2 separate regions of the Homo sapiens genome follow, and region 2 is linked to region 1. A link is a loop called in an ENCODE intact Hi-C map of the cell type or tissue named here. Cell type or tissue: CD4-positive, alpha-beta T cell. All regions are shown on one strand.

Region 1 (2,500 bases):
GTTAATCCATATAGGGGAATATAAAGTAATAAAATCCAGCCCCTCAAGAGCAGGGACAAATGAGGCTCAGAACATTTAAACTAAAACTTCTGAACAGTTCTTAATGCCCGGATGACTGTTGTAGAGCACAGGTGCTTCAGGAGCTCAGCTCAATGTGAGATGAATTATTCAGAGAAGGCTTCACAGTATGGGTAAGACTCAATTTGGGCCTGAGCAATGGGCAGAATTTCAGAGAGAAAAATAAGGGAAGTGGCATCCCTACTAGTGAGTGAGTTGTTAGCAAATACATGCAGCCTGAGGAAGAGTTGGTTCTGACTGCGGCAGAAGGTTCATTTGGAAACTTTGGTTACAAATTTTAAAAAGCAGCATGAGAAATATAAAGAGCCGGAATTCCCAAAATCAGGGGTTTGGGTCCTGTGTTTGGAACAGGAGGCACCCCTTATGAAAGTAATATTTGAAGACAATAAAACTGACAGTGGAATTTAAGATGGCTAGACCAGAGCAGAGACCAGAAGCTAAGGGGCCCCATGCTGTGTAAATACTGGCACACAGGTTAGTAACCATGCTTCTTACCCGAATACATTTACCTTATCATTGTTGAATAATATAAATTTTGATGCACTTCTTTGTAGTCTTCGAAAGCATTGAGTTTACTTCTTTAAGATTTTTGGGGACCGCTGCCACACTGTCTTGGGGAGTCATGGTTGCCCCGTCTTTATAAAAGTCTTGTCATAATATGTATAAAAACCAGAATTACACATAAAACTGCGTTGTGGTTTCATAGCTATTTTTAACAGCTTTAATGAAGTATAATTTATATATTATAAAGTTCATTTGTCTTAAGGATATAACTCAATGATTGTTTTAGAAAATCACAACCATCACCACATTCCAATTTTAGAAAATTTTCATCATCCTAGAAAATTTAGAAAATTTTCATCATCCTAGAAAATTTAGAAAATTTTCATCATCCTAGAAAATTTAGAAAATTTTCATCATCCTAAAAAAATACTTTGTGCCCATTTGCAGGCAAGTCCTGGTTTCCTATCCCCAGCCCCAATCACTAAAAAACTTTCTGTCTATAAATTTACCTTTTCTGGGCATGTAAGTGGAATTACACATTATGCGATCCTTTGCATCTAGTTTCTTTTACTTAGCATAATGTTTTTGAGGTTCATCCATGTTGTAGTATGTCTCATTACTTCATTCCTTTTTATTGCTAAGTAATAATCCACATTTTATTTAACAGTACCAATTAACAGACATTTGGATTTCTTCTAGTATTTAAATATAGTGTTTAATTGTACTAATTGTAATTGTATTACAGTAAATACAGTACAGTATTTAGCATTATGAATAATGCTGCTATGAAGATGGGTACAAGTTTTTGTATGAACGTGTGTTTTCAGTTTTCTTGGGTGTATATCTACGAGTGGAATTACTGTCATATGGTAACTCTGGGTGTAACTTTTCAAGGTGTTGCACAACTGCTTTCCAAGGTGAATTTCCCATTTTACATTTCCACCAGAGTGTATGAGGGTTCCAATTTGTCCACATCCTCACCAACACTCCTTATGATCTGTCTTATTCATTGTAGTCATTCAGCTGGATTTTAAGTGGTATCTTATTACAGCTTTCATTTGCATTTTCCTGATGACTGACGATATGAAGCATCTTTTCATGTGCTTGTTGACTATCCATATATCTTCTTTTGTAAAATGTCTTTCAAATATTTTGCCTATTTTTTTAATTGAGTTGTCATCTTGTTACTGATTGTTTTTTGGTTTTTTTGGTTTTTGTTTGTTTGTTTGTTTGTTTGAGACTGGGTCTCGCTTTGTCGCTCAGGCTGGAGTGCAGAGTGCCACGATCTCGGCCCACTGCAATGTCCACCTTCCGGGTTCAAGCAATTCTTCTGCCTCAGCCTCCCGAGTAGCTAGGATTACAGGTGCCCACGACCACGCCCAGCTAATTTTTTGTATTTTTAGTAGAGACGGGGCTTCACCATGTTGGCCAGGCAGGTCTCGAACTCCTGAACTCGTGATCCACCTGCCTTGGCCTCCCAAAGTGCTGGGATTACAGGCATGAGCCATCGCGCCAGCCCATGTTAATAAATTTTTTTTTTTTTGACACGGAGTGTCACTCTGTCACCCGGGCTGGAGTACAGTGGCTCGATCTCAGCTCACTGCAACCTCTGCCTCCTAGGTTCAAGCGATTCTCCTGCCTCAGCCTCCTGAGTAGCTGGGATTACAGGTGCCCACTACTATGCCCAGCTAATTTTTTGTATTTTTAGTAGAGACAGGGTTTCACCATGTTGGCCAGGCTGGTCTTGAACTCTTGACCTCGTGATTTGCCCACCTCGGCCTCCCAAAGTGCTGGGATTACAGGCGTGAGCCACCACGCCCAGCCCCATGTTACTGATTTTTAATTGTTCTTTATATATTGTGGTTAAAGTCCTTTATCAGATTAATGATTTACAAATATTGTCTCCCATTCTGTGGGT
Region 2 (2,500 bases), 1.3 Mb before region 1:
CCCTGAAGCTCTGTGACATAACATCTCTCTTAGTTTTCTTATCTGTAAAATGGGTATGATAATTAAGCACCCCCCCCCCCCATAAAGTTGTAAAACTCACTTAGAGCAGTATCTGGTACATAGTAGGTACTCAATAAAGTTTAACGATTCGTATTCCTAACACAGCAATTTTATGTGAAGATGGGTGGGAAGTATGTTATTTTATATTAATAAACACATGGTTTTATTAGGCATATAATGCAAAATTCAAATAGTTTACAGAACTTAAAAAATAAACAGAGGCTTCAGATAGATTTTATACTTAATATGGGTAACCCTTAGGCCACTTGGTGTGGGATTTCAGCTCCTCTGCCAAGAGAAAACACTAAGAGAATCACTGCTCCTTCACTTACCTAGTAAGACTGCCCCAATTGTTTGTTTCCAGGCTAGAGAAATCGTTCATTTATCATATAGATGGCCTCAGAGCCTGTCAGCATCCTGTGCACCCTCCGTCAGACACTTGGGTTTGTTGGTGTCTCTTAAAAGCTTGTTGTCTGAAGAGTACACATTCCCCCAGGCCAGCATGATAATGCAGAATGAGATGTGCAAACCTCAGAGCATCCACTTCAGAAAAAATTGTGGTCAGTTAAATCCCCTAGTTTGTTTTCTTAAGGATTTGTCCTTTCCTTTAATACCACAATTGCTTTAAAAAACACATACAAACTACAGTTTTCAATTCCAATGGGCTACCCACGGACATTTATTTTAAAGACAGTGTAATTAAGAGGAGTTTATACTTGATCACAATAAAACAGCCTAGCACCTATTGTCGTCATTCATTCATTAGCTGCCTGGCCCCTTGGCATTTGTGACCTGTATTACTAAGATGAATATTTTTTGATTTCCATCTAAGATTACAGGCCCATCTCCTTTAAGCCTATTACTTCCTATGGGACTAGAACAATAAGTTGATCTTTTGTTAAAGTATATATATGGCCTTTTGTCCTGGGTTCCTGAAGCAGCTCAAGACAGCTTCAGAGCACTAAAGGTAAAAGGCAGTGTTTTGTTATTTATAATAAACACTTTTCACACACCCCAGGTTATGTTAATGAGGTGATTTTTTTGGACCACCTAGATGGCTACAGGATGGAGTGCTCACTGCAGGGAGGGAATCAGCCCTATGCTCAGAGTTGGAACTTTCAGCCCTACCCCCAGTCTCAGGAAGGGGAGAGGGACTCAAGGTTGAGTCTATCACCAAGGGCCAGTGATTTAATCAACCATGCCTAAGTAAAGAAGCCTCCGTAAAAATCCAAAAGTGTTATCAGTTGATGGGTGTCCAGGTTCTTGGCGTCTTGAACAAAGAAAGCACAAACGAAGCAAGGGAAGACACACAAAACATACAAACAAAGCAAAGAAAGAATGAAGCAACAAAAGCAGAGATTTATTGAAAATGAAAGTACACCCCACAGGGTGGGAGTGGGCCAAGCATAGGGGCTCAAGAGCCCCGTTACAGAATTTTCTGAGGTTTACATACCCTCTAGAGGTTTCCATTGATTACTTGGTGTATGCCCTATGTAAATGAAGAGGGTGAAGTAAAGTCACTTACTTAGTGTACACCCTATGTAAATGGAGAGGATGTTTCATAGATGAAGTGTTTCCATTTGATTTAGTTCTAGGAAGTCAGCGTGAATTAGCCTATGTCCCTGCCTCCAGACCCTATTCTGTCTCATTTCCCCCCAGAAAGATGTGATCCCCATAAATCTTTATGGAAGCAGAGGGACCAATGGTCTATCTTCTGTAACTGCTTCATGCTGGCTTGGGGCACAGTCCCTACCTATTGGGAATCATGGAACTCTCGCCCCTCTCTGTCTAGTGGAGGCAGGGTAGCTCCTTGATGGCCAGGGGTAGTGGCTGGAACCTTTGTTGCATGATCATCTGAAGCTTGATGGTTTCTAGGCGAGAGGAAATGAATTTGGTTAAAAGATTTAATGGGAACTTCAGGGAGTGGATACCTATGCTGCCAGGAATGTTTTCTAGAGATTTGCGGAAAAAAAACAAAACCTAGTCTGTTCTAGGATCTATGTGTTTCCTTAACGTCTTAATGCAAGCAACTCCATTTTGGTTTGGTTTGGTTTGGTCTGTTGGGGCCTAGTGCATGAGTTCAGTCCAAAACAATGGCCTTCCATAATTTTATTTTAAAAAATTCTCCCTTTTTGGTCACGTTCTCACTTAGGTGAGAGTGTGACCAAAACTTAGGGCCTTAGCACAACTCTCAGTTACCTTCATTTTGGGTTTCTGGTGTCAGTGCATGATTCATAGGTTATGGTGTCCTCATGTTCACACATTTCTTTCAGCTCTTGTCATTCCAGTTGAAGAGAGACCATTTGACATTCTAGAGATGGCTGCGTGCAACCATTTAAAACCTTTGAGAGAATACAGCACACAAGGGAAACTATTATTATTTTTTTTCCTATTTTATTTTTTGAGACAGAGTTTTGCTCTTTTCGCCCAGGCTGGAGTG

The links. A loop is a pair of places that touch in the nucleus more often than their neighbours do. Peaks named below come from ENCODE experiments on the same cell type or tissue, not always from the same donor. Only the 100,000 strongest peaks of a DNase experiment are listed, where the experiment ranks them.
Region 2: it touches region 1 in a loop (6-fold over the local background); 8 of 110 quality-filtered maps call a loop at or near these places.

Annotation. Positions count from the first base shown.
Region 1 is chr15:99,246,240-99,248,739 of GRCh38, reverse strand. All of the region lies in intron 1 of TTC23 (tetratricopeptide repeat domain 23), which reads left to right. Among named protein-coding and RNA genes, the nearest start is that of TTC23, 2.1 kb to the left of the region's middle. In CD4-positive, alpha-beta T cell, no CTCF peak of the experiment used is centred here; no DNase peak of the experiment used is centred here.
Region 2 is chr15:100,591,141-100,593,640 of GRCh38, reverse strand. The region is part of intron 1 of LINS1 (lines homolog 1); the gene reads left to right. Among named protein-coding and RNA genes, the nearest start is that of LINS1, 9.8 kb to the left of the region's middle. In CD4-positive, alpha-beta T cell, no CTCF peak of the experiment used is centred here; no DNase peak of the experiment used is centred here.